Linked DNA regions of Homo sapiens: region 2 is linked to region 1. A link is a contact called in ENCODE Hi-C or POLR2A ChIA-PET data. All regions are on one chromosome and are shown on one strand. Each heading gives the region's core, a stretch centred on a gene start or an enhancer-like site at or near the end of the contact. The rest is flanking DNA. Distances are from core to core; before and after follow the strand shown. Region 1 overlaps SPEF2 (sperm flagellar 2). Region 2 overlaps SPEF2 (sperm flagellar 2).

What was found. A loop is a pair of places that touch in the nucleus more often than their neighbours do. ChIA-PET counts read pairs that join two places held with the same protein, here RNA polymerase II (POLR2A). Pooled maps may share reads with other maps.
Region 2: a loop to region 1 is called in a map of CD8-positive, alpha-beta T cell, with 2.5 times the contacts of the local background. The contact joins two enhancer-like sites. A Hi-C loop is called at or near these places in 13 of 168 maps with a recorded cell type or tissue (CD4-positive, alpha-beta T cell, CD4-positive, alpha-beta memory T cell, CD8-positive, alpha-beta T cell and 6 more), 2 of 37 single-sample maps with no recorded cell type and 15 of 50 pooled maps. POLR2A ChIA-PET finds 5 or more read pairs at or near these places in 22 of 52 experiments (AG04449, AG04450, CD4-positive, alpha-beta T cell and 13 more).

Annotation. Positions count from the first base shown.
Region 1 is chr5:35,777,711-35,782,817 of GRCh38, forward strand. It overlaps SPEF2 (sperm flagellar 2), which reads left to right. Exons shown (of 37, transcript NM_024867.4): 30 at 1,407-1,636. Among named protein-coding and RNA genes, the nearest start is that of IL7R, 77 kb to the right of the region's middle. Within about 2 kb of position 2,706, at least 3 of the 41 ENCODE cell types and tissues checked have a DNase peak (open chromatin) inside an H3K27ac peak, as active enhancers do; they include CD4-positive, alpha-beta T cell and CD8-positive, alpha-beta T cell, where a contact is called at or near this core.
Region 2 is chr5:35,813,087-35,818,418 of GRCh38, forward strand. SPEF2 (sperm flagellar 2) reads left to right here. Exons shown (of 37, transcript NM_024867.4): 37 at 1,378-1,525. The coding sequence ends at 1,467. Among named protein-coding and RNA genes, the nearest start is that of IL7R, 41 kb to the right of the region's middle. Within about 2 kb of position 2,650, at least 3 of the 41 ENCODE cell types and tissues checked have a DNase peak (open chromatin) inside an H3K27ac peak, as active enhancers do; they include CD4-positive, alpha-beta T cell and CD8-positive, alpha-beta T cell, where a contact is called at or near this core.

The DNA of each region.
Region 1 (5,107 bases), core at 1,456-3,955:
ATAGCTGGCAGATCCCTTTGACCTTCAAATCCTGTTCTTATTTTCCTGGCACTTTTTTCCTTCCGTTGTTAAGATTACTCTTAGTAACCTTCCACTAGGTGGCGCGCATCTGTTTTAGTATCCTGATGCCCAGTAAAGGTATTATTCTACTAGTCATGTTTTACAGAGTATCGTGCCGGGCTATGGTTGGGTCTCAATCCACATTTGGAGTCCCTCCTCACTCACGTAAACTCAGCAGCTATCCAGTGACCTCCTCTGTCCCCGAGCACGCAACCACCCTAAAAGCATAAACTAATTGGCTAACACGTATTACATGGACACTTACAAAGACAACATTCTGGAGTTGAATTCTAGAGTATCTTTTGAAAGACAGCAACTAATGCTACTTTTTAAATTTTCAGTTATATGTTCAGTATGTGGTATATTTGGTGCCTATGAATTATATAAAATGAGATCAAATATGCATTTTTCTGTGTTGCTCACTTTCATTGTAATATATAAACAAGATCCTTTCTTCAATACAGCGATAATGCACTTATTCATGTATAAAACTTCTCTAGCCTTTAAAATAATTTTTAAAAGGTCATTAACTATACCCCCAGTACAGTTTAAATCTTTGCCGTATATGAGTTCACATTAATAACCATAAGATAGGGAGTGTTGCGTTGTTGATTCCATTGCAAAGACAAGGAAATTCAGAGAGCCCAGGATCTCTGGCTAGAGAGTGTCCTAGGATGAGAACTCAGATTCCAGCACTCTTTCTACCGCATCATAGTGGTTCCCAGCTGTTGCTGCTTTACCATGTTATCTAGCTAGGAATTGTTATTCTTCATGAAGATAGCAAAGCAATTTCAATGGATTATATACAACAGAGGCTATTCTGACATCTTTGTTTTAGATAACATCAAACTTCTTTGACAGAAATAGAGAAAAGCCACTCTTCTAGAAATACATTATTGAACTTGATTCACTTTATAATTCATCCTAATTCCAAATAAATGTAATTCTAATAGTCATGTTTTACAGAGTATTATGCCATATAACCTTATTCTGGTTCATACTTAGTATGAAATATAACCCTTGATATAGTCTTGCTTACATAGTAAAATATATTCTAATACTAATAAAAACTATATTTAATAGGTTCTCTTTAAGTTCAGTTTTGTGTAAAATGTGTAACTAGTAGCTGTTTAATAAGCATGCATTTTCTATTTAATCTGCATTTATTTATACCCTGCCTTTTTACAAAATAGATTTGGGGACAAATTGAAATTTATAAGCATGCAGATGGAGTTGTCTAAGAGCTATATAATCTGTTTACTTTTGTGTATATGTCTTATAAGCAAACTTTATTAATCTAATAGTATCTTTCATGGGGTTAACGCTATCCATTTTACCACTTTCAGTACAGAAAAATTAACTGACGTAGCTCGCTATCACATTGAAACATCTACAAAAATTCAGAATGAACTTTATTTAAGCCAAGAAGACTTCTTCATTAATGGCAATATAAAAGTCTTCCCAGATCCTCCCCCATCAATACGTCCTCCACCTGTAGAAAAGGAAGAAGATGGTACCCTGACCATTGAACAGCTTGACAGTCTTCGAGATCAGTTCTTAGATATGGCACCTAAAGGTAGGAAAAATAATTATCATGAAAAGAGCACAAAAAAAGGTTAAGATTAACCAGGACAGAAATCACTTGCCAACAAGTAAAATCAGCTCTATGGGATCATGTGGCACTAAAACATGCCCTTGCTTTGTTCTAGTTTATTAAATATTTGTTTCATACAACATAGACCCTAATTAAACAAGCAGGACCCACTGTGAATAATGCTTGAGCAGTGTGGTGGTCCTCATTCCTGGTAATTCCTCTCTCCTGTCCTCCCCGACCCTTGCTGACAAGTTTGTATATTTGAGTATTACTCCACCTGGCAGCTTACAGAAAGACTTTGTGCATACTTCTAGTTTAGATTTTATATTGAGATTATGAGTTTGTGTTTCTGTGAGGGGAGACCAGGCAGTAGAAGATTTCCCTTTTATGTTGGCCTTTTCCCTCAGTGCTTGTAGACCATAAGCAGAATCAAATAAGCTGTTAGAAAATGTTTGCTTAATTAATTAGTCGGTTTGTTCATATGTATGTGTAAATGTTTTCTGCACACAACAATTTTATCTCTTTCACATTTTATCAGCATGGACCTACAGCATCTGCACAGGCTTTTTTTATTCAGCCTTTTCCTACTTCCAGATATTCTTCAATGAGTTCTGTCGATTGATAGCACAAGTAATTCAGACAGATCACATAGGATTATCATCTCCACTTTAAAGGTCTAGATACTGACTCACAGAGGAGTTTAGCAGATTTTTTGCCTATGGTCATATATCATTCAGAACTCTGCAGATCCAAAGTTCTTGCCCCTTCTCACTGAACTAAGTTGCCTCTCATAAGCAGATTTCTTTTACTTTTCAACATATACTACTTATTGGGAAATTATTACTTTTCCCTGTAGCATAGTCAACTGACTTTAGTATTAATACAATGTTACTTTTTAAAAAAGTCCAGTATTTCCAGAAATTCACATCATATATCATTAGTAAAAAGAGCATTACTCTAAGTCCGAAAGCTTCCTTGCCAAGCCCAATAGGTGAAATTGGTGTATGTGTGTGTGCCTGGGTGAACCTTGCGCTTTGATGTGTCAGCTCATCAAATCAGCTAGAGCAGGCTTTACAGCTCCAAGGTATAAAAGCCCACACTTCAGCTGTGGAGGGACGGAGGTGCCATTTGGCAGCATTTGGGCACGAAGGAAACATGGCCATCAGCAGGTACAAAAAATCTCGACTTTACAAATCAGTCCATGAAATTCCTTCAGTCCTTTAGTCAGACAGAGTGCACCCTCTTCTACATGGTGCGAGCTCCACAATGCCCTGTTATTATGTACTTCCCTCTTCAGAGTTGCTTTTTCTCTTCATTTTATCCAGGCCATTATTTTACACATAAAATAAAAAGATAAGTGTAAGTGGATTCTAAACATGACATGTGGTTTGCTTTAATCCTACACTCTGGTGACTGGGAGGAAATCACTCAATTAATAGGTAAAAACTAAAGGCATCTGGGGACACTTGAATAGGTAGAAGTGGATTTTGAAAATTATCATCCACTTACAATATATCTTTCAGCAGGGACCCTAGTATCCATGATGCTAATCATAATACTTTCTTGGATCCAACCTCAAATCCAGAGCTCATATTTCCACTAAAAATTTAAAAATAAATTTTAAAAAATAGCAGCTATAACTTGACATGTGTCTCAGAAGATTAACTCTAGAAACCCTTGGGACACAAAGATGTCAACAGATAAATGTTTTCAGACTATGGGAGAAATAAGAAGGGAGGGAGAGGAAGTAAAGGAAGGGAGGGAGGGAGAAACGGAGTTGTTTTTTTTTTAATTTTTATTTTTTTAAAAGCAGAGTAAAAGGAAACCATTTGCCCTAGGAGCTGAGAGTTTAATTTGAAAAGGCAAGCAAAGAGGAAGGAAATATGAACAACTATTTGAGTTCTTTCTGGGACACAGTATGAATGTTATTCAAGTGCTCAAGAATGCAAAGCATCAGTGTGCCCTGAAATTGGTCAGGGAAAAGTCTGTGGAGCAAAACTTTGGAGGGAGAAATTGAAGAGGGTAAAGAGATTTTGTGGCAAGGCTACAGAGAATGTTTACAGTTAGGGGAACAGCTGCTGGAAACTCTGTAGACAAGAAGCGTGAGGATAGGAGCATGATGTTTGGGAAATGTTTAGGAGACTGCTCTGCTTTTCTTTCTCCAACTGCATGAACTCCAGGCGAGTAGAAGAGGAGGCTTTCTCTGTGTGAGGAACCACCTCCTCCCACCCAAGCTGGAGAATTAACCCATATGCAAGAATAACAGTTGTAATTACCACAGAATTTACAAGGCTATACAATACGGTAGGATTTGGGGATTGTGATGATTCAAAGTGAGTTATGTATGGTCTATGGGCAAACAGTTTAAACTCTTTTCTCTATTAGCTCAATTATACCATTTGAAAAAATATATATTGCATATATTGCTTTTTAGGTATATCTAAAATAATTAATAAGTGTTGGGAATTTGATTGACAGGAGTAACGTTCATTGTTATTATTCTTGCTATTCTTATAGAGGGCAGGGAAAAGTATTACTCCATTTTTCTGCATCCCAGAGTCACAGAATTGGAGGTTCTCTACTGATACTCTTGAAATCAGGCTCCAAACATTGACAATGGCCCTGCCTGAGGAAACCCATTAACTGCCACTCACCCCTTTTCCCCATCTCTTCTGGCCCCACAAAGTATACTCTGGCTTTTTTGTTTTTCTACCCCGGTTTGGCAATTGTTCACTTAAGAAACATGACACACACCCATCCGTCTTTTAAATGAAGGCTTTTGTTGTATTTCTTCCAAGAAATGGAAAACAATCCTTTATGATACCTTCCACTGTATTTACCCTAGAACTCTATAATTTCAAAACACAATCTTAGTGAGTGATAGCAGGTTTGAAAGTGTGGAGGAGCTGGCTGAACATGTGTGTTTCAAATGTGTGATCCTGCAGAACTTCCTGCTCAAACTTGCTATTATTTCTATGCCAAGAAATAAAAACATTTTCCTATATTATTTCATATATGCCCATGCAATCCATAATATCTAAGATGCAACTTTCAAGTTCACTAAAATATATTAAAACAGATGGATTTTTTTGGGAGGGAAGCATACATATTTATTTGCATATAACAGCCATTATGTTACTAGGCCCATGGTAGGATTTTTTAGCAGATTTATAAAAAGCACTGATGTTACTAAATTACACTTTGCATGTTTTAATCATGCCACACAAATACAAGTATTGGATTATTATTTAATCTTTGATTAGAACAATGACTGAATGCTTTAAATACTTGCAACTAGATAGTATCAAGATGTAAATGGAAAGAACTAAAGCTTAAGGGGTTTTCTGCTAAGTATTGGTTAATCCCTTTGAAAACAAAAGTCTCCATTAAAATAGCCCTTACTAAAGATAACATAAAATTGAAAAGCATCATATATTGTAACATATTCAACAC
Region 2 (5,332 bases), core at 1,400-3,899, 35 kb after region 1:
AGTGTCAGATAATCACAAGTTAGCTTATTCCTTAATCCTCAAATTAACTTTTGATAATATTAAAATGACATTAGTTATTATAAACATACTATATAAAGAAGACATGTTATTAGGAATTGTAGTGGGCTGGGCACAGTGGTTGCCATCTGTAATCCCAGCACTTTGGGAGGCTGAGGTGGGAGGATTGCTTGAGGCCAGGTGTTTGAGAGAAACCTGGTCAACAGAGCAAGACTCCTCTCTATAAAAAATTTTAAAATTAGCTGGACATGGTGACATGTGCCTGTAGTCCCAGCTACTTAGAAAACTGAGGTGGGAGGATTTCTTGAGCCTTGGAGATTGAGGCTGCAGTGAGCTATGGTCATGCCACAGCACTGCAGCCTGGGTGACAGAGCGAAACTCTATTTCTAAAAAAAATAAATAATAAATGGAAGAATTATACTGGGTAAGACTAGAAAAGTCAATGGGGAGCAGCTTTTCTTTTCCACTTGGTTCACTTAGCATTGACCTTTGGCTTTAGGAGATTTGTGTTTTCAAGGAACAAGATCTCTAAAGAAAATGATTCACTATGATTCCTCGCAGTGACTGATAGAAGCAGTGCATATGTCAATTGGCAAGGGTCAGCACATATGGTGAACAAACTCATGTCTTCTCAACTAAAATGATCACAGTCAAATTGAAGCCTTTGAAACTCAGCTCTGAGGAAAAGGAACTTATATTGTTAAAATACTTCTCTAAAATTGTGAAATAAAAAAAAAAACCTAAAAGCTACCTAAATGCAGTTCTGTATTTTTCACATGTTGGTACTCCTTCTACATTGTAATAATAGTTTAAATATATTTTGAAAAATATCTGTGATTTAAGATGTAAGATAGCTGTATAGCAAATGTAAAACAGGTCATTCTTTCCCTGATGTTTTTACAATGAAAGAATGAGACAATTTCAGGAAAGTAATCTTTTGTTTTAAAATTCTACAAATCTATAGACATGATTAATTTAGCATTAGCATTTACTTTCATAGAGGGTGAATACTGGTTTTTTTGTTCATTCATAAGGAAACAATCTTTTAACTTGCCCATTCATTATATGCCAGGTTCTGTGTAACTGCTTTTACAAATGTTAATTAACCTAATATGACAACTCCATTATTAGGTGTGGAAACTGAGGGTCCAAGATCTTAGATAATTTTCCAAACATACAAGTAGTAAGTCTCAGGGTGGGATTAAAACTAAATGGAGAAATTTGCTCAGTGGAAAAAAAGAAATAAAAACTGTTTAATGGTTGCCATGTACTATGTGATCATTTATTAGTATTTGTATAGTATAGTATTGATCATCCTTTATTAGTATTTGTAACTTCTCTTTGAATCTTTTGTCTTAGGATATTAAAATAATTCTCCAAAGGAGTGAACATGTACAAGGAAGTGATGGAGAGAGATCACCTTCAAGACATACAGAGGAAAAGAAATGAAGACAAAAGAGTGTGATTTTTTTAATTCTGCAATAAATCTTCCAAAAATTAAATGTGACCATGGTGTTTGTCATATATGTTACCATTTTAAGTATAGAAATGAACCCTACCAGTTCATTATCGGCATTGAAAATGGAACCTTCCTTAACTTGGAGAATATTTCATAATAAAGAGAGAAAAAAATCCAAAGTAAAAATCCAAAGTAAGCAGGAATGCATTTTGAAGTGATTCTGAAAATGGAAGGCCCCAAAACAAGATGTTCAAAAATAAGTCATGAAAACTCCCTATGAAAGGTATCTACATTAGGCAGATATAGTGAAAATTTCCCCAAAACTCCACATCAGCACAGTGCTTCTAGGTACATCTTACAGTTCTTTCTCCATATGCAGTAAAATTTCCAGGTTTATTTCAATAGCCAAGAAGAAGGCTGCATTATTGAACTGCTAGTAAAGCTTTGTTCCCATCATCTATTCATAATTATTTCTTAATAGAATATATTTCCTTCATAGATAGATGTACAATTTCATCTTTTCGCTTGATAAGTTGGTGACTCAAATTCAATGACACTTATCAATAAACTGTTTCAAGAATGGTGATGTATTCTTGGTGGCTGGGCTGCTTCTATGATAACCCCTGTGGGTCTCCTCATTGGCTGAATCCTCCTCTTCTGCTCAACCTCTGAGTTAGGAGGGCCCCAGGAATCAGCCTTCTCCATCTGCAGTCAAGCTCTGGATGATTCATCGATTTCCATGACTTCATGGGTATTACAGAGGCTCCCAACACTGAAATTTCTATTCCCACCTTCGTCCAAAATCCAAACTTCTCTGTCTTAATGGCCCCGCATTTTCCACATGGATGGCTAATAGTCATCTCAAACTCAGCGTGTCCGAGGTGAATTTCTGATTTTCCTCTTCCGCAAACCTGCTCCTCTAAGTCCTCCTTCACTTTAGGCAACTGTGTCCTCCTGCTGTTCAGACCAGAGAACTTGAAGTCATCCTTGAGTTGCCTCTTTCTCTCATATCCCACCTCCAGCCTATCAGCACATCAAGTAGGATAGACCCTGAAAATGCATCTAGAATGTGATCTTCTTTACTCCTTTGTCGCAGGAAGTCTGGTCCAAGCCTTTGCCATCTCTTGCCTGGATTACTGCAGTATCCGGGTAACCAGTGATCCTGTTTCTGTTCTTGCTCGCCCTACAGGCTGTTTTTAAGCACAGCAGCCAGAGGGAGCCTTTTATAATGCGAGTCAGGCCATGTCACACTTCTGCTCCAACCCTCTATGTCCTATGTCACCCAGAATCCAGCCCAAGTCCCATCTTGATCTTACCCTCCCTGCCTCTTTGACCCCATCTACTGTTCTCCCCTTTCTCACTGCTTAAGTGACAAAACTACCTTGCACATCTTAGAACCCACCGGGTACACTCCTGCCGCAGGGCCTTTGTGCTTGCTATTCTCTCTGCTTAGAATGATTTTCCTCCCACATCTCTGCATTATTTGTCCCACAAATTCCTCCGGGTCTCTGCTCAAATGTCACTTTATCAATAAAGCCTTCTCTTACTACCTCATACAAAATAGAAGCAACTCACCACATCTTACCCCCACTCTTATTTTTTTTTCCCATCGCCCTTATCAACATCTAACAAACTACAGTATATTTACTCTCTCATCTATCACTCCAGTCAGTTGTAAGTTCTGTGAGGTCAGAGTTTTGTGTATTTGCTTTGTTGCTGTGCCCCAGAACCTAAGACTAAAAACCATAGCAGCTTTATGTTATGTTGATACATTTGTGCAAAATATGTGGGAAAATCACATTTAAATTGATCACTAAGTCAATGAGCAGCCCAAGACAATTCTTATTGTTAATGGGAATTCTAATTCTAATTCTACAAAGAGACACATTTCCTAATTTTGCTTCTTGTGGGCTAAAGTTCACTTGAAGCTCTACTCCAAGAGCACTTGTCTTCAAGCTAATGGAGGATACTGACCCAGTCATGTGCTTGGGAGATGGAGAAGAAGCCCTACCTGAGATTACAAAATTTCAATTTGGCTGATTCACATGTGAACCAACAGGGTAATTCTAGTAATTCTACAGAAGGGAGGAGAAGAATATCTGAAAACAGAGTTCAAATCAATAAAATATCATAAGGACATAGGCAGTAAGTGAATCCACATTTCATTAAGAACTGAACGAGACAAGGCAACAATACATTGCAATAGAAAAACACTGAAGCAGAGCAAGCAGCATTCCCATAATAATTTTGTGGCACAATGTTGTTAAATAGGAAAATTGTAGAATCTTTCTTTTGAGGCTCATTAACTCCTCTAAGCAGTGGGATGGCAACCAGCACACAAAGGGTCTCCTGGTCAGTCTTTGCCAGATCAGAGTCTCTTAATCATCATCAGAATGAAGCAGGTATGGTGACTGGGCATGAGCCAGAGTCTCTCTCACTTCTTCCACTGTTTGCACGTTTATCTCCTACCCCTATTTGCTTATCATAGCATGATCTATTTAACACATAACCGCAATCTTATCTGACCTTGCTACTACTCACTTATTTTCACACGTCTTTAGTAAACATCTCATTGCATTTCCCACAAGCTCTGATCCAAATGTCTTTTTTATTTCCCACAATGTTGGTCCCACCTCTATTTTCTTTATAAAGGCAACAGAAATGAGAATAGCATGTACTGAGCACTTGCTATGGGTTATGAGGTGTGCTATGTTGCCTGCATAATTTTCTTATTTTGTCCTTGTAATAATGCTCTGGGTTTGCTATTACTTTCCCCTTTACAGGTGAGGACACAGAGTATCATAGAGGTTAGGTGACTTGCACAGGATTGCCCAACTAGGCTCAGGCAGAGCTGTGATTCAACTCCAGTAGAGACCAATGCCAAAGCCCATGCTCTTTCCTCCACACCACATTGCCTCCCTTCGAGATGGGAATCTCTGAGAGCTGTAAGAATGTCCAATGTGAGCCTTTTCACTTTTCCTCTTACCTCTAACAGTGCCCAGCTTTGCTGCTTCATGTAACCTCTGCATCCATACTTATTCTCTCATCCTTCCCTTCAGTCCCAGAGTACCAAACCTCTTAAAGTCTGTTTGCTCCTATCATGCTATAGGTCCTAATCCCTCCCCAACCTCTAAAACTCTAGTCCATCATTATTTCCAATATTTTCTTTTTTTGGTCTCTCTCCTCTGGCCACTTCCCCTCAGCATATAAACCTGTTCAAGACTTAAAGATATGGGGGAAATCTCTTTCCCATAACACTACTCTAATTATGCCTAGAGTTACTTTTCTCTCTTTCTCTCTCTGTTTTCTTTTACTGTCAGACTTCTTAAAATAATAATTTGCCCTCACTCCTCCTACTTTACCACCTGACAGTTATTTTTATGAACAGATATTCAATTTTGTCAGATAATTATTTTCTGCATCTAAAAAGTTATCATATGCCTTCTCTTTTTTAGAATATTGATATGGGAAATTATTTTGTTTAATTTTGAGTGATGAACCAGTCTTGCATTCCAGGAATGTATTACACTTTTTGTACAAAAATGGATTTCATTTACTAATATTTTCCTTTTTTTTAATTTTTTAAATATATTTTTTGTTATACTTTAAGTTCTAGGGTACATGTGCACAACGTGCAGGTTTGTTACATATGTATATTTTCTTGAGAATTTTTTGGTCTGGGTTTGGGAGAGATATTGGTCTATAGTTTTATTTTCTTATAATATACTTGGTGTTCATAGAAGGTTAATTCTGGCATCATAAACAAGTTAGTATGCATTCATTCTATTTTATAGAAGAGTTTATGTAAAATTAGTTTTTCTTCCTTAAGTATTTCCAATAAAGCCTCCTGAACCA